Regions from separate parts of the Homo sapiens genome. Here all the other regions are linked to region 2. The links are chromatin loops, found by intact Hi-C in ENCODE. Cell type or tissue: psoas muscle. All regions are shown on one strand. Links, peaks and the distances in the headings refer to the core of each region. The heading gives the core; the rest is flanking DNA.

What was found. A loop is a pair of places that touch in the nucleus more often than their neighbours do. Peaks named below come from ENCODE experiments on the same cell type or tissue, not always from the same donor. Only the 100,000 strongest peaks of a DNase experiment are listed, where the experiment ranks them.
Region 1: a loop joins it to region 2, with 4 times the contacts of the local background. A loop is called at or near these places in 77 of 110 quality-filtered maps.
Region 3: a loop joins it to region 2, with 5 times the contacts of the local background. A loop is called at or near these places in 72 of 110 quality-filtered maps.

What each region holds. Positions count from the first base shown.
Region 1 is chr6:111,008,780-111,014,989 of GRCh38, reverse strand. All of the region lies in intron 7 of RPF2 (ribosome production factor 2 homolog), which reads right to left. It overlaps LOC124901375 (a long non-coding RNA gene), which reads right to left and starts at 4,769. Exons shown (of 2, transcript XR_007059705.1): 1 at 4,727-4,769; 2 at 1,402-3,158. In psoas muscle, for the core only: a CTCF peak has its summit at 3,160 (motif pointing left); no DNase peak of the experiment used is centred there.
Region 2 is chr6:111,207,761-111,213,970 of GRCh38, reverse strand. The region is part of intron 4 of SLC16A10 (solute carrier family 16 member 10); the gene reads right to left. Among named protein-coding and RNA genes, the nearest start is that of SLC60A2-DT, 48 kb to the left of the region's middle. In psoas muscle, for the core only: CTCF peaks have their summits at 3,298 and 3,498 (motif pointing right); no DNase peak of the experiment used is centred there; H3K27ac peaks cover 3,616 bases.
Region 3 is chr6:111,055,224-111,061,433 of GRCh38, reverse strand. No RefSeq gene overlaps it. Among named protein-coding and RNA genes, the nearest start is that of SLC16A10, 29 kb to the left of the region's middle. RefSeq lists a silencer at 3,910-4,059. In psoas muscle, for the core only: a CTCF peak has its summit at 3,957 (motif pointing left); no DNase peak of the experiment used is centred there.

The DNA.
Region 1 (6,210 bases), core at 556-5,555, 200 kb after region 2:
GCTGGGCAACATGGTGAAACCTCATCTCCACTAAAAGTATAAAAAATTAGCCAGGTTGTAGTCCCAGCTACTGGAGAGGCTAAGGTGGGAGGATTGCTGATCCCACCACTGGACTCAGTGAGAACGACAGAGCAAAACCCTGTCTCAAACAATAACTTAAAAAGAGGAGTCAATTAAAAGAAAATCTCCAGTGAACTGCACGCTAAGGATACTACACAGACTTGGCTATGAAAGAAGTTTGGAAAACAAGTGTGATATCTTAATTTTACAGCTGAGAAAATCGAACCTCAAGGAGGCTAAATGGAAATTCATGAATAACATTTGGCTAAGATAAAAGGTCTATATAAAAGTTTATCCAAGTTTGCTTAGGAAGAGCTGCCCAAGGCAGGTGATGTAGTAAGTGGGAAATTCTGTTCTAGTCCCATTCTGTAGCCACCTAGCATTTTCCTTCCTGCTTCCCATTAGCCCATAAGATGCAGATTATCTCCATGTGCACAGATGAACGCATCTTTTGTTGTCTGCTTTTCCTTTCTTGTGCTTAACCAAAAGAAAATCACAGGCCAGGTGCAGTGGCTCATGCCTGTAATCCCAGCACTTTGGGAGGCCGAGGCGAGCAGATCATGAGGTCAGGAGATCAAGACCATAGGGGCTAACACAGTGAAACCCTATCTCTACTAAAACCACAAAAAATTAGCCAGGTGTGGTGGCAAGTGCCTCCCTAGCTACTTGGGAGGCTGAGGCAGGAGAATCACTTGAACCTGGGAGGCGGAGATTGCAGTGAGCCGAGATTGCGCCACTGTACTCCAGCCTGGGCGACAGTGTGAGACTCAGTCTCAAAAAAAAAAAAACCCAAAAAACAAAAAACACAGCATTAACTTGTATAAAACAAACACAAGTGGGCAGGCACATTTATACACCACCCTCCTCTACTCCCCCAAACAAGAAAAAAAAAAAACTAATGAACATTTTTAATTTAAAAAAAGTACATATACTACATATATTTATACATATATTATGTACGGATGGGGTCTCACTATGTTGCCCAGGCTGGTTTCGAACTCCTAGACTCAAGCACTCCTCCTGCCTTGGTCTCTCAAAGTGCTGGGATTACAGGTTTGAGCCACCACGCCTGGCCTGGGACATTTTTATAAAACAAGTTTGTACTTTTCAAGATATTTTAATCTAAATATCATAATAAAGAGCTTTCCCATGATTTTGCCAAAGCCTGACTCTCCTTCAGTGGCCAAGTTAATAAAGCTCACTCATTGGTGTGGCATTACTGAAGTCAGAGTACTTCTGGGAAACGAAATATGTACATTCCAGTCTGCTCTGAAACAACTTTCATAATGCAAAATTTTCAGGACATCTGTGCTTTGGGAGAAAACTTTAGGAACACAATAAGCACATGGAAAAGTACTCTTTATTAAGTCAAAATTTCTAAGACTATGAATATAAAAGGATTTTCAGTCTGTATCCAATAGTTCTAACCAGCCATCCTTTTATTACAACATTTTCTCTTAACTGCCAAACTGAAATTTCACTAAAGTTTGCAAATCATCAAGGTAACACAAACAAGTAATGAATGAAAACGGGAGGGCATAAATGGTAGTACTTAGTAACCGGAAAGCAAATATGTCTAACAGCATGATATTTTCTGGCTAGAACACAACAGAGTATTGTTTACACATGAATACCATTGGCAAGAATCCATTCACTTAATAAATTGTACCAGAGCACCTATTATGCAAAGTGATAAATGACATATAGCATTTTTCTATCAGGGGCCCTGCATTCTAGGTAGATATGAATACATACAAACAACTGCAATTTAAAGTAGCACATTAAAAGGAGAACAGTATAAACCATTCTGGAAGTTCTGAGGAGAGAAAGATCATTTCTAGTTGGGAAAGACGTCATGCAAGTGGTATATACACTGTTAGGATTTTGACCAAGAAGTATGATAAATAACTTTATGAACTTGATAACCTAAAGTATAATAATACTGTATAAATAAAAGCATGGCTGGGCACGGTGGCTCATGCCTGTAATCCCAGCACTTTGGGAGGCCAAGATGAGTGGATCACCTGAGGCCAGGAGCTTGAGACCAGCTTAGCGAACATGGCGAAACTCTGTCTCTACAAAAAATACAAAAATTATCCAGGCATGGTGGTGAATGCCTGTAATCCCAGCTACTCAGGAGGCTGGGGCAGAAGAATCGCTTGAACAGCTGATGCGGAGGTTGCAGTGAGCCAAGATTGCTCCATTGCACTCCAGCCTGGGTGACAGAGTGAGACTCCATTTCAAAAAATAAACAAATAAGAAATAAAAGCATGTACTTTGGAGAGACCTAAGTTCAAAACTTTAATATGCCACTTGGTAAATGCATGACCTTAGAAAAGCTACTCACCTGTCCAGGCCTCAGTTTTCTCAATTGTATAATGAAAATCAGAATTAAAAATTCCTCTACTCCAAATTTTTTTAAACAACCATATATATAATATGCTACCATTTAAGAAGGGAAGAATAGGCCACGCATGTTGGCTCACACCTCCAACTTTGGGAGGCTGAGGCTGGAGGGCTGCTTGAGCCTAGGACTCTGAGACCAGCCCAAGCAATGCAGCAAGACCTCATGTCTACAAGAAATAAAAAAAATTAGCTGGGCGTGGTGACGTGTACCTGTGGTCCCAGCTACTGAGGGGAATGAGGTAGGAGGATTGCTTGAGACCAGAAAGTTAAGGCTACAGCAGTGAGCCATGATCATGCCACTGCACTCCAGCCTGGGCAACAGAGTGAGACCCTGTCTCAAAAAAAGAAAAAAAAAAAAAAATGATGTAAACAAATTAAGAATGAACAAAATGGGTATCTTGCATGAAAAAAAGTTAACTTTTCTTTCTGGTCAATTAAGAAAAAAAAAAAAAAGGAACTTCCTAAATGAAAGCCCTTCATACATTTCTTGCTCCCTACTGATATTTCATTTGAACACACAACATAAACCAAAGAGCAGTTGTTTTACTTCATATTTATACTGAAAACTCAACTTCCCTTGGTGCCCTACAGTCTGAATCTGTTCCTCTTCTACCTTTCTGCTTCTGTCCAGATTCCTTTTTGGTTTTCACTCCCTTCCCCTCACCACTGCATTATGTGATCATTCCTGCCATCTAGTGGAAGCACAAAATAATGAGAAGGTGGGGCTTATTAAAATACAAAAAACATTTAAACAAATGCAAACAAAAGCTCTCTCTGTTATAACAAATTGTAAGTATCTGCCTCACTGACAATAAACAATTATATGGGAGACCTAGGGGAAAGAGAAAAAGGCAGAAAATCTAGGTCAATGGAGTACAAGTAATGGAAATCTTAGCTGAAAATCTGGCTGACATTTTGGCTGGAAAAATACCCTTGACCAGGCACGGTGGATCACACCTATAATCTCAGCACTTTTGGGAGGCCAGGGCAGGCAGATCACTTGAGGTCAGGAGTTCAAGACCAGCCTGGCTAACATGGTGAAACCCAGTCTTTACTAAAAATATAAAAAATTAGCCGGGTGTGGTGGCATGCACCTGTGGTCCCAGGTACTAAGGAGGCTAAGGAAGAGAATTGCTTGACCCTGGGAGGTGGAGGTTGCAGTGAGCTGAGATCATGCCAGGGCAACAGAGTGAGACTATGTCTCAAAAAAAAAAAGAAAGAAAGAAAGAAAGAAAGAAAGAAAGAAAAATACCCTTGATAATTTGGGATATATAATATTGAGAGAAGGAAATATTAGTCATTGTCTTTCATGTATGAATTTAATTCATGGAAAATATGGATAAGAACCTATAAAGATTCTAGAAGGGATCATGGGAATATGTTTACCACAGGCAAGATGGACAGTAGGGGAAGAAAAGCTCAGGCTTTGGAAGCGTTGGGTTTCAACTTGGCCTTACCTACTTAATAGCTCTCATTTAACTTCTCAGAGCCCCTGTTTGTTTTCCCATCTGTGAAATGGGAATGTCATCAAACTCAAGAACTTTTGTAAAGATTAAACAGATAATAGTGGTTCTTAGTTTCTTTTTTAAAAAGTAGCTATTACTAATACGGGAAATAAATTCTAAAAATTATAATCCCAAGAATGGGTGACGTGTTTTTTTTTCCCCTAAAAATTATAATCCTGACAATAAAGACCATAAATAATCCCAAAAAGGGAAAATGAAAGCAATGTATTTGTCACAGTTTTTTTGGTGGGCTCAGATTTGTAAAGCATGTGCATACAACGTAATTTTATACCCCATCAATTTTTCAAAAGTGATCTACAGCAAAGTATATAAAAATTTAAAACAAGGGTAACAAGAAGTGTAGCATAAGCTTGTAAGCATGGTGCAAGAAAAGCTCAAATGGAATAAAGTAGACAAGGCCACTGAGCATCAGATGGAGGCCTCGCGGCTGTCAACACTAAGGTGAAATAGGACCATAAAGGACTGCTGCTTTGAGAGTATCAGTGTACTGTGCAGGAAAAGCTGAATCTCTCAATCCCCATGAGGGAAAAGAAGCAAAAAATTCAGTAAGAAGATTTTCTTAAATTGGAGAGAGCTAGGTGTGGTGGCTCATGCCTGTAATCTCACCACTTTGGAAAGCTGAGGCAGGTGGATTGCTTGAGCTCAGGAGTTTGAGACCAGCCTGGGCAATACAGGGAGACCCATATCTCTACAAAAAATTAAAATAAAAATTAGCTGGGCATGGTGGTGTGAACCTGTAGTCCCAGCTGCTCAGGAGGTAGAGGACTGCTTGAGCCCAAGAGGTCAAGGCTGCAGTAAGACGTGATCACACCAGTACACTCCAGCCTGGGTGACAGAGCAAGATGCTGTCTAAAAAGAAAAAAAAAAAAGAAAAAAAAAAAAATTGAGGGACAGAGAGACAGACCCAAGACCCTTTAAATTAGTACCAATCTCTTGGAAAATTAAATTACTTTCCAGAGTTATAAAAGAGCTGGCAAATATAATTGCAGAATGCTAAGTACTAATAACCTTTTAAAAATCATGGAGGCTGGGTGTGGGGGCTCACACCTGTAATCCCAGCACTCTGAGGGCTGAAGTGGGAGGATTGCTTAAGCCCTGAAGTTCAAGACCAGCCTGGGCAACACAGTGAGACCCCATCTTACAAAAAATTTTAAAAATTAGCCAGGCATAGTGGCATGTGCCTATGGTCCCAGCTACTTAGGAGGCTGAGGTGGGAGGATCACTTGAGCCTGGGAGGTTGAGGCTGCAATGAGCCATGATTGAGCTACTGCACTCCAGCCTGGGCATCAGAACACGACTTGCCTCATAAAGGAGAAAAAAATAGAAAAGGATGTAGTCCTTATATTCATTACACAAATCATTTAGAACTAGCATAGTTTGCTAGGTGTGGGTTATCTGTAGAACAACCTCACAAGGTTCTTGTTAGAATGAAGCAGTGTATATGAAGTGCCTACTATATGCCTGGCACTTAGGATGATGATGGTAATAAAGTAAAAATGAGCCAGGGCCTGTCGCAGTGGCTCATGCCTGTAATCCCAGCATTTTGGGAGGCCAAGGAGGGTGGATCGCCTGAAGTCAGGAGTTCAAGACCAGCCTGGCCAACATAGCAAAACCCTGTCTCTACTAAAAATAAAAAAAAAATTAGGCCTGGCGCAGTGGCTCACACCTGCAATCCCAGCACTTTGGGAGGGCGAGGCGGGTGGATCACGAGGTCAGGAGATTGAGACCATCCTGGCTAACACAGTGAAACTCCATCTCTACTAAAAATACAAAAATAAGCTGGGCATGGTGGCAGGTGCCTGTAGTCCCAGCTACTCGGGAGGCTGAGGAAGGAGAACGGTGTGAACCCGGGAGGTGGAGCTTGCAGTGAGCCGAGATCGCGCCACTGCACTCTAGCTTGGGCGACAGAGCGAGACTCCGTCTCAAAAGAAATTAGTCAGCATGGTGACGGGCACCTGTAATCCCAGCTACTCGGGAGGCTTAGGCAGGAGAATCGCTTGAACCCGGGAGGTGGAGGTTGCAGTGGGCCGAGATCACACCATTGTGCTCCAGCCTGGGCAACAGAGCAAGACTCTATCTTTAAAAAAAAAAAAAAAAAAGGAGCCAGGAAGGTCACTGAGGGCTTCCCGGAAAAGAAACTTGATGATCTGACACTTAAATGAATAGTAGAAACTGGATAAATAAGAGCAATATCAGAATACACAATAGAAATGTGAAT
Region 2 (6,210 bases), core at 788-5,787:
AAGAAGGCATCTTGGAGATAGACATGTAATTGACGTTCCTAAAGTTTAGCCCATATAAAGTCTCCAGACTTTCAGAACCTCTGGCTAGGCACCCAGGACAGAAAACAGTTGGCAACAGAGTTCTGCTGGCCCATCACAAACTAAAGGAAAATGTCAGGCCACACAGCAGGTGGCTGGATTCTTCTGAAGCACACAGAGGCCAGTGTCACTTCGAAGTGCTTCACAGGGAGTCTGTCAACCTTCTCCATGGCACATGGTTACTCTCACTTCTGCCTGATGGAGAAACATGCATTTGATACGTTCACACCCAGTGCCACAGTCTAGATGAGACTGAGTACGGAGCCTCTGATCATTTACTTAGGCTGGGAAGTTGTTAAGTATTTGGATTTACTACTTTGGAAATAGCTTACATTTGATAAAGTATATACCCTCATCCCAAGATATCTTTAGGCAAATGTAAAATGCTAAAATGGAAAATGGAGCAACACTGATCCAATTCATTCTACCTGAACCGGAAGAGGAAGCTTAGGCAGACTGATGGATAGGAAAGTCATTAATATTTCTACATTACAAAAGTAACTCATGAATATATTTTTTAAAATTCAAACCTTAGAGAAATGTACACAGTAATATATGAAAGTCTTCCTACAACCTCTTCTCACTCTCAACCCATGCCCATTCACCTCCTCAGGAATCAACACTTAACAGTTCGGTTTGCATCCTTCCAGAGCGTTCCTGTGCACATGTGTGTGTTGTCTGGGTTGTCTGCTTTATGTGCATGGACATGATGTCCATGCTTCAATATGTCCATGTCACAGAGAAATATGACACAATGGAAAAGTGATCTAAATTCCAAGTTTTCAATTCTTTCATACACAGTTTTAACTTTCAAACCTTTGAAATATTCTCACCCTTCCAAAACACTTATATATTACATTAAAAACACAAATCTGTAGTAATTTAATGGTGACTAGAAACACAGGCCTATAAGATTAAGAAAATAGTAAAAAGATACCACGACACACGTAGCTTCTCCTGTCCCAATAAAGTATATATTCTGGGAACTTTTGCAAAGCTTTTCTTTAACCATTATTATTCTACGTAATGCACTTCAGTCATCTCTTCTGGCAGGAGCAGTAGACTTGACTCAGCATTTTTTTTTATTTTTTTATTTTTTTGAGACAAAGTCTTACTCTGCCACCCAGACTGGTATGCAGTGGCATGATCACAGCTCACTGCAGCCTCAACCTCCCCAGCTCAAGCAATCTTCCCATCTCAATCTCCCAAGTAGCTGGGACTACAGGTGTAGGCCACCATGTCCAGCTAACTTTTTAATTTTTTGTAGAGATGAGGTCTCACTATGTTGCCCAGGCTGGTCTTGCATTCCTGGGGTCAAGGGATCCTTCTGCCTTGGCCTCCCAAAGCGCTGGGATTATAGGCATAAGCTACTGCAACCAACCACTCAATATTTAGAATTATTAGGTTGAAAACACCTGGGACCCAGGACCTTGATGGAAGTTTAAATTCAGAACTCTTAAGCAAAAATGTGAGATAAATTCATAAATTCTTTGTTACCTATAAGCAAAGACTCTAATTCAGGATTAGACCCTAGTCTCCTTTCTTGAGACCTATTCCAAATCAGGATCTGCTTTCAGTATTTAATAAGATATTAAAACATAACAGATGCAAGGATTTATTAATCATCCAGTCTGGGCTAGGCACTTTACATAACCTGCCACCAAGAATCCTCACCACAGCCCTCTGCTGATTCTCAAGTTGGTGGTAGAACTGGGGTGAACTGGCTTCTCACTCCAGAGCCTGTGCTCTTGGGCTCGGCAGCCTCCTAGACTAGGGATTACCATGATCTGAAACTAGACCATGCGGGAGGGCTATGAAGTGTGTCTGTGTCACCAGTGTTCTAGGCCTGGCTGCTACTCAGAACTGGCTTCCAGGGGACAAAGAGGGAAGAGTTGTCACAGCCCCAAGAAGTTGAAAGATGAAAGCAGGGAGCAGGTATGTCTGAGAAAACACACCACCAATGAATGGAAAGAAGGTAAGCCCAGGAGCATTCCAAGCCTTAAAGGATGGGCCAAAAGGCAGAGAGCCAGGGATGGAGAAAAAGGAAGGAACAAACAGGCAGAGCTGGAGTCAACTGCAGCAGAGAAGAGCCAAGAATCAAAAACCACACTGTGTGTTTGGGATGTTGGGGCAAGGAAGCCATGAAAAAGGAGAGAGAGGAGGTAGTGAATAAGGGAACGAGTCCAGCATCCTGCATGGGTTAGGCCTGTGTTGCGTCCTGTGCCGCTGTGTTCACAAGGTGGAGTCCGTGAGTGGCTCCTCGCAACCACAGGACACACTGAAGGGCTTTCTTTCTCCTTCTCAGGCTTGTTTGAAATGCAGCTGTCACACCTGTGACTCAGCATGTGCTACTGGGTGCCACAAACGATGCTCTACATTTGGATGCAAAAATTAGATAAGGCCTAACAGAAGCCAGATTGTGGCTAAACTTTCATCTAAAGTGAAATATTTGACCCCCAATACTAACTTTTAACTTACTGCTGTGTAACTGCAGACCAACATGGGACAAGTTAGGAAAGGCTATATTTTCTTTTGTAAATTACTGGAAACAGTCAGGTATTAAAATGTGCTCCAAAAATGTTGCAGATAATCTGTCTGCCCTATCTAGGGTAGGAGGACGTTCAAACATTGTTTTGGAATAAAATGCTGATATATAAAATATATCATGACTTTATCTATTACAGCACCATAGTCCATCATCTCTCACCTGGACCCTGAATTGATCTCCTAACAGGTCTTCCTCCCCTCTTGCACTCTTGTTTCCCTCCCTGTAATCCATCCTCCAAACACAGAACAACCACAGTGACTTTAAAAACAAAATCAGACCTACGTCCTCCAACAAAGGTCCACTACTTTTTTTTTTTTTTTTTGAGACGGAGTCTCACTCTGTCACCCAGGCTGGAGTGCAGTAGTGCGATCTCGGCTCACTGCAACCTCTGCCTCCCAGATTCAAGCGACTCTCCTGCCTCAGCCTCCCCAGTAGCTGGGACTACAGACGCGTGCCACCAAGCCTGGCTAATTTTTTGTAATTATAGTAGAGATGGGGTTTCACTGTGTTTCGATCTCCTGACCTCGTGATCCGCCAGCCTTGGCCTCTCAAAGTGCTGGGGTTACAGGCGTGAACCACTGCGCCCGGCCAAAATCCACTACTCTTAAAGCAAAGTCTCTTCATCCTGGCTTTCAAGGCTCTGTCTAATCTGACCCACTCTAACTTTCCAGTCCCTTCCCATGCCACTTTCCCCATCTTCTTGGGTTTCCACACACATTCGGCTTCTTCCTGCCTCAGGCTTGCTTTAGGAACTCAGGGACCATGTCTGTCTTGTTTGCATCACCCTAACAGCATCTGAGCTGGTGCTTGGGGCACAGGAGGCACTCAATTTTTGAATGTATGAAAGCTGAAAGTCTGTAGTGCAATAAATGTCCATTAGAGGGCTCCCTTGACACTAGAGAACAAAACTAAATGTTAGATGAGGATGTCCACAGTGAAGTACTGACAAAGTGATCATGATACAATAAATACATTTTTAAAAGCAGCACATTACCAACTCTCTTCACTTCCTTCTAGCTGTGTGACCAGACTGTCCTGTGACTGCCTGGACCTCTATACACACAGACACCCACAGTGAGGTAGCCTCTCAGTTCCTCAGTGTTCACATCTCTAAGTGGAAATAACAATGGTACCTCCTCTCTTAAAGGGCTGGGGCAAGGATCAATGAGATAATGCATGTAGAGCCCTTAGTTCATTGTCTGGCACATGAAAGTCCTCAATAAATGGTTGACTGTTATTACTTCAAGTCAATTAATGGAAGTTAACTTTATCTGTAATGCCTTTTCCAATCATTTTCCTGTGTCCAAATTTCACCTCTTTTTCAAGGCCCTGCTCAAATACTGCCTCTCATGTATAATATAATTAGACAGGCTTAATCCTCAAAACCTAAGACCCCCCCTTGTGGCTTGCCTTTACCTTCCTTCCACAGCCAAGCATTTGGACAAAGTTGTCTATATTTCCATTTGTTCAAATGATCATGATCAATTTTCTGCACCTGTAGAAACCATTCTCTGTAAGCTCACTCATAGCCTCCCTATTCTAAATTCAATGAAAACCTTTCAGCCTCTTTGTCACTAGCTACTGACACTGCTGACCACTCCTGCCCCTAGAAACACTCTCATCCCTGTTTTCCCCCTGCCTATCTGGCCACTCCCTTTCCATCTCCTTAGTCCTCCACTTACTTCATGCAGCCCATGAATGCCAAACCCACAGGCTTCCTAACCCACAGGCCTCTTAACCCACAGGCCTCTTATCCAGACTCTTCCATGAGCTCTAAACACTACTTGGCTTTCCTACAGGCATCACAAACAACATGGCAAAAACAAACTCATCACTGGGGCAAGGGCAGGTAGGTTGGGTGAAAATTTTTTTTTAATTTAAAAAACCCCAATTCATCATCATACTTAGATCTACTGCATATTGATCTTGATAAGATGGCAAAATCATCTACTCCATTACCTGAGCCACAAATCTCAGATCCAGCCTAAGTGGCTTCATCAAATTCTCATTCTCTATGTCCCTAGCTTATTCCATTTGATCTCAGTATCTCTGCCTTGGTTCTTCCTGCCTAGATGCCTAGACTACTTTAATATAGTTTCCAACTAGTCCCTGGACCTCTACTCTTTTTCTCTAAATTTTAGAGACATGGTGTCACTCTGTCACCTAGGCTGGAGTACAGTGGCATGACCATACTCCCCTGTAATCTCAAAGTCCTAGGCTCAAAGTCCTCCCACCTCAGCCTCCTGCATAGCTAAGACTATAGGCATGTGCCACCGTGCCTGGCTAACTTAAAACAATTTTTTTTTTTTGGTAGAGATGAGGTCTCACTATGGTTCCAGGATTGTCTCGAACTGGCCTCAAGTGATCCTCCTGCTTCAGCCTCCTAAAGTGTTGATATTATGGGCATGAGCTGCCATGCCTGGCCTTTTTAAAAATAGCTTTATTGAGATATAATTCATATTCTATGAAATTCACCCACTTAAAGTGCACAATTCAGTGAGTTTCATCACTATCTAATTTTATAACATTTTCATTACCCCACAAAGAAACACAGTAGCAGTTACTCCCCATTCCCTCCTTTCCCTAGCCCCTACAACCACAAATCTACCTTCTTTCTCTATGGAAAGAGACAGAGATTCCTATTCTGGACACTTCATATAAATGGAATCATTCAGTATGTGGCCTTTTGTGACTATCTCAACTCTTGTCCCCTCCTCCACTCCATTCCACTCTTCACAGTTACCAGATTGATTTTTTTTTTTTCTCTGAGATGGAGTCTTGCTCTGTCACCCAGGCTGGAGTGCAGTGGCACAATCTCAGCTCACTGTAACCTCTGCCTCTCAGGTTCAAGTGATTCTCCTGCTTCAGCCTGCTGAGTAGCTGGGATTACAGGAATGTGCCACCATGCCTGGATAATTTTTGTATTTTTAGTAGAGACGGGGTTTCACCATGTCTAATCTCAAACTCTTGGCCTCAGGTGATCTACCTGCCTCAGCCTCCCAAAGTGCTGGGATTACAGGCATGAGCCACCACGCACAGCCGAAATTGATCTTTATAAAACACAACTCAGGCTGGGCATGGCTCACACCTGTAATCCCAGCACTTTGGGAGGCTGAAATGGGTGGATCGTTGGAGTCCAGGAGTTCGAGACCAGCCTGGGCAACACAGCGAAACCCTGTTACTACAGAAAAAAAACAAAAAAACAAAAATTAGCCAGGCATGGTGGCACGCACCTGTAGTCCCATCTACTCAGGAGTTTGAGGTGGGAGGATTGCTTGAGCCCGGGATGTTGAGGCTGCAGTGAGCTGTGATGGCACCACTGTACTCCAGCCTGGGAAACGGAGTGACACCTTGCCTCAAAAAACCAAAAAACACCAACCCCCGCCACCCCAATTTATGTCACTCTCTGGCTTAAAATCCTTTAATAGCTCCTAGTAGATTGCAGGATAGAGCTCATGTACATAACCGCCCTTCCCAAGCTGCTTCCTGTCCATCCCCCCAACCAATCCATCCACTATTCTCCCTTTATTCCATTCAAACATTTGTTTCCCAGATATAACATCCCATGTCACACCTCCACAGTG
Region 3 (6,210 bases), core at 843-5,842, 150 kb after region 2:
TTGGGTATGTCTTTGTCAGCAGCACGAAAACAGACTAATCCAGTGACTTTGCAAGTTTAGGAATGAAAGAGAGGAGGTTAATGTTTGCTAGGCCAGAAGGAGGCATGTTCTTTGAATGTCACTGTATTTTGGCTGCCAAAGGGCTATCTTGTCCTCAAAAAGGCAAATACTACTCTTTTTATTTCCTGCTCCCATCTCTGCTATAGCAAATTGAACCACGTCTCTGCATCATAATCCTGGATATTATAATCGTCTACCTGAATCTGAAACAGACAATGAAACAGGATTGGAAGAAGGCTAAAAGGAAGGGGTGCATGTCTGTGACCATGTCTTTGTGTGTGTGATTGTGCATGTGTGTGCGTGCATGTGCATGTGGGGAGGGGAGGGGGCGGGGAGTGCTTAGAAACTGTGCACCTCATCCCAACAATGCCCTTTGCCACACTTGTGTTGTCAATTTCTCAAGTGATGGCTCCCATCCTTCACCTGTCCCCACTCAGCCCACGTGATGATCATCCTATGGAGGTGTGACAATAGCAGTTGCCCACAGGAAGTCCTGGGCCTGGGTCTCCTCTAGTCAGCAGGGGCTGTGGCTCCAGAGAAGTTGGTTAACCACAGTCAGGGTCAGGGGGTACCTCCTCTCCTGCTTCTAGATCACAGCCATGGCTGCTCCTACTTCTTTCTTAATTTTTTTATTTCTAATGTTTGTGGGTACACAGTAGGTGTATATATTTATGGGGTACATGAGATATTTTGGTACAGGCATGCAATGCGTAACAATCACAACATGGAAAATCGAATATCCATCCCCTGATGCTTCTACTTCTTGTCCTTACTGGAGAAGACCTGTCTTCCAGTGTTGTGCTGTGTCTGAGTCCGATCACAGATCATTGTTGCTGGTTTTTTGTTTTTGTTGTTTTTTAGGAAACAGGGTCTTCCTCTTTCCCCCAGGCTGGAGTGCAGAAGCGCAATCATAGCTCACTGCAGCCTCCAACTCCTGGGCTTAAGCGATCCTCCCACCTCAGCCTCCTGAGTAGCTAGGACTACAGTCACGCACCATTATCCTTGGCTAATTTTTTAATTTTTTGTAGAGACAAGGTCCCACTTCTTTTCTAAGTACAACCCCTTGGCCTACATTCCTGGCACAGAAGCAATGAGCTGGTTAACGCTAATATCTTATTGTAATGGAGTCCTGGAGATCAAAGCCAGAGGATCAGGGGCAACAAACCTCCAAGAGCCTGAAAGGCATTTTTCCTTCCGGCACAATTTTGACCCCCATCCCTTGTTTGTTCAGACACTTCTTAGCTGTAGTATAATCCTCTGGCTCCAATTGCAGCCTAATGTCAAGAAAGAATTCATGCTTATTTATTAAACCTTTACAAAGAGTGGAGTTGAGTGGGATGAAAATTAAGAACATAATCAAATCAAAGGTTTAGCTGTTTTATCATGCATTCCATCATCCACATAGCCCAGGTCTGCTGATTGAGAGACAAGGGGAAAGAGATTGCCCCTCAAGCCATTGAGGCAACCTTGAAAAGGTGAGTAGGAGATCACTAAGTATGAAAAACAGCAGTGTTCAAAAGTACAGAGTTGTACAAAGTACCAAGTTGTAAAGAACAGATTTTGTTTGGAGGACATTAAGAAGCTGAAGGCTGGTATAATTTAGGCTGTGTTAGAGAATGCAGCCAGAGAGGCAGGTTGGGAATATATTATAAAGACTCTCTTCTACCGCACAAGAAATTTGGATTTTATCACATGAATGGAATTGTTAAGGAGGAGAGCTGAGAGTCCTTAAGTAGGAGAGCTGCTGGATCAGACTTTTATTTATAAATGACAGATTCTAGTAAAGGCTGGGAGACTGAAAGGTAAAGGATGATAGGCAGAAGGTATGGAGAGAAGGGGAGAACTGGCAGAACAGTGGGAGGGAGAGAGGGGTCGAGGCAGAGGAGAGAGTCAAGGTGAACGCTAAGATCCTGCCGGACGACTGGGTGGGTGGTAGTGCTATTAACAGAGACAGGGAATACAAAGTAGGCAGCAGGTTTGGCAGGGGAAACACATGCTTACTTCAAACCTGTTTAATGTAGCTGGGTGTTCTCCAGAAGACACCCAGGAGGTAGGGGACTTTAAAATAAGAGGTAGAGGCTAGGGACATTTAGCACAGGTGGGGACACACCTATAGATGGAGAATCAAAATGGACCCTATCGGCCAGGTGAGGTGGCTCACGCCTGTAATCCCATCACCTTGGGAGGCTGAGGCAGGTGGATCATCTGGGGTCAGGAGTTCGAGACCAGCCTGGCCAACATGGCGAAGCCCTGTCTCCACTAAAAATACAAAAATTAGCCAGATGTGGTGGTGTGTACCTGTAATCCCATCTACTCAGCAGGCTGAGGCAGGAGAATTGCTTGAACCCAGGAGATGGAGGTTGCAGTGAGCCAAGATGGCACTGCTGCACTATAGCCTGGGTAATAGAGTGAGACTCAGTCTCAAAAAAAAAAAAAAAAAAGGACAAGGAGCTAAGTGTGAACTTATGAGCTACCAACTAGAGAGAACTTAGAATGGGAGGTGATCCAAGCTGTGAGAGCACAGTAGATGGGAAAGCTTCAAGGAGGAGGTGTATGCAGACAGGCTCACTTGGCTCTCCTGCAGCACACAAACAGCCGTGGTGAAGGTGGAGAAAGTGCCTCAGATGGAAGCAACTGAAATCCTTCCTCCTTTGTTTGACTCTGCCCACTGCCTTACAGCTTCATCTCTAGTCCAGATCTGTTTTATCTTATTTCTTTACAGATGGGGTCTGGCTATGTTGCCTAGGCTGATCTGGAAGTCCTAGGCTCAAGCAATCCTCCTGCCTCAGCCTTCTGAATACCTAGGATTGTAGGTGGGATTGCTCCACCATACCCAGCTTCTAGTTCAAATCTAGCCCTCTCCCCCACAAGGGGAGTCAAGAACATGTGAGTAGGTTAGTCCACCTCTGGGCAGCTCAGTTGCTGCAACCTGGGAAGAAAAAAATATAGTCATATGTCACTTAACAATGAGGATACTGTAAACCAAAATTAAAATTCCAAGTCCCCCAACAGACTGAATGGACACCCCGTCTCAGCCAAGGGCCTTCCAAAGAAACCCAAATAGCTAGTCCAGGCCATGATAGGATGGGGTTGCTGGACATGCCTCATTATACACTCTCCCTTTTAAAGTTCACACACAGCTGATCACCATTAACATTAAAATAGAGATCTTAAGACTGACAGAAGTCTGGGCGCAGTGGCTCATGCCTGTATCCCAACACTTTGGAAGGCTGAGGCGGGGGGATCACCTGAGGTTGGGAGTTCGAGACCAGCCTGACCAACATGGAGAAACTCCATCTCTACTAAAAATACAAAATTAGCCAGGCATGGTGGCATATGCCTGTAATCCCAGCTACTAGGGAGGCTGAGGCAGGAGAATTGCTTGAACCCAGGAGGCAGAGGCTACGGTGAGCCGAGATTGCGCCATTGCACTCCAACCTGGGCAACAAGAGCGAAATTCTGTCTCAAAAAAGAAAAAAAAAAGATATTATAAACTATGTTATTATATATGTCTCATGAATATTACTTTTAGGAGCTAATTATTTTATTTGTTATGAAATAATTTATTTGAATAGATTATAATATATATGGTAAAAAAGTTCAAAATGCAAAAAAAGTACAGTTGTCCCTCCCCATTTACAGGGGATTGGTTCCAGGATCCCCTGAGGATACCAAAAACCTGTAGATGCTCAAGTCCCTTATATAAAATGGTGTAGTACATTCAGCATATACGGAGGGCCAAGAAGAAAGATGTCTCCTCGCGTTCCCATCCCTGTCTTCCAACCACCCAGCTCTCATCAAACAGTTCTAGTCTGCCGTGTGTACTTCCAGAGATATTTTGTGTATGCGCAAAACGAATTTACAACTACATATTCTTCCTTCTTCTCCCCCTAGTGGCAGCAGACTATGCACACTCTCTGCACCTTAGTTTTTTCACCTAGCAGTGTATCCTGGAGCCTGTTCCAGATTGCCTAATTAAAGCAGGCAATTGGAATAGCTTTTTATTAGAATAGCAATTTCTTTGCACACAACAAATGGTGGCTCTCCCAGGGGCATCCAGATCCTCCCTTGAGCCAAAATGACAGGAAGCAAGTGGCCCACCTACCACGTCTGCCCATGGAAACCAGAAATACAAACTCTGAGATTCCTGTCTCTTGCCCACAGCGTGGGGACGCTCAGGAGGCAGAATATCTCGTTAATAAATGGAGGCAGCATGTCCAGAGAAAACAAGACTGAAGAATGAACCCGAAATAAGGTTGCTTTCTGTCTTCTGCCCGCTGGCTTGTGCAAATCCAGGTGCTCTAGAAAACTGCCCCCCAATTCCCCAGCCTTCCATCTCTCAAGTGCCTCAAATGCAGATGGGCTGATCCAAGGATGTTGTGACCAGGGCCAATAAACATCCCCGTCCCCCATCGCCCTACCATCACCTTGCCATGGCATTTTCCTCCTGGGCTTCTAGAAATTTCCTAGTTAGCGAGACAGTCTCCTGCCCTCGCTCAATCCTCTAGCGTTTTAAGGTGTGTGTTGCCTTAAATCAGATCAACTAGCCCATGTTTTGAATACTCAGAAAGGCACTAAAAATCTAAGATTTGACATAATAATGATAATACTAACAGTCCTATAAAGAGGTGGATTGTTGAAGAGAAATGTGGATGGCAGCCTGAAGTATTTGTTGGGGACAAAGTTTTCCTATTTGCCTAAACTACTAAGAACCATCTCCGCTCCCACCTTGACCCCAGACAAATGGAAAGGGTGCATTTATCATGTTTAATGTGTTGAGGAGATCCTAAAAGCCACATTGTATGGCTCTGGGTTTCAAGGAACATATAATCCCCTATTTGCCAGGCACAGGGCCAGGCACTATGGACACAGAGAGGAGCAAGGCAGGGGCTCATGAACCAGGAGGTAAGATGAGACGTTGGCATGAAAAATCAACTAGACGGGGAGGGTTAATGAGTACAAAAAAAAAATAGAATGAATAAGACCTACTATTTGATAGCACAACAGAGGACTATAGTCAACAATAACTTAATTGTAAATTTTATTTTTTACGTATTTTTGAGATGGAGTCTCACTTTGTCACCCAGGCTGGAGTGCAGTGGTGCAATCCCAGGTCACTGCAACCTCTGCCTCCCAGGTTCAAGTGATTCTCCTGCCTCAGCCTCCCGAGTAGCTGGGATTACAGGGCGTCCACCACCACACCTACCTAATTTTTGTATTTTTTAGTAGAGATGGGGTTTTGCCATGGTGGCCAGGCTAGTCTCGAACTCCTGACCTCAGGTGATCTGCCTGCCTTGGCCTCCCAAAGTGCTGGGATTACAGGCGTGAGCCACTGCTCCCAGCCAATTGTACATTTTAAAATAACTAAGAGTGTAATTGGATTGTTTGTGATACAAAGATAACTGCTTGAGGGGATGGATAGCCCATTCTCCATGATGTGATTATTTCACATTGCATGCCTGTATCAAAACATCTCATGTACCCCATAAATATATACACCTACTACGTACCCACAAAAAATGTTTTTAAGTCAACTATACAAGAGATATCACTGGGTGATAAAGAAAGATTGCCAAAAGAATAACAGAGATTGACTTTTAAACGGTGGGTCTTGACTCATAGATAATAAAAGCGAGTTTGGTGGACAGTGGATATGACCAGAAGTTTTTTTTAATGGAGTAGAATAGAACGGAAAATATTAAGGCATACAGCACATACTTTGGATATTGTTTTGTAAAACCTTTGTTTTCAGTTTTTTGTCAAGTCACATATGTTCCAGTCATGATATGAAATATATTTTTTATTGTGGTTTACAGACACAAAGTTTGAAAACAACTGATATCACAGGAAGGAGTCACCAATGTAAATTTTAGAAACCTGGAAATAAATCCCTCAAAAGCACAGGATGTAGCACAGAGTAGGTGCTCCAAAAATGTTTATTGAGGCTGGGCACGGTGGCTCACCTGTAATCCCAGTACTTTGGGAGGCTGAGGCAGGCGAATCACTTGAGGTCAGGAGTTTGAAATCAGCCTGGCCAAGGTAGCGAAACCCTGTCTCTACTAAAAATACAGAAATCAGCTGGGCGTGGTGGTGCACACCTGTAATCCCAGCTACTCAGGAGGCTGAGGCATGAGAAACGCTTGAACCTGG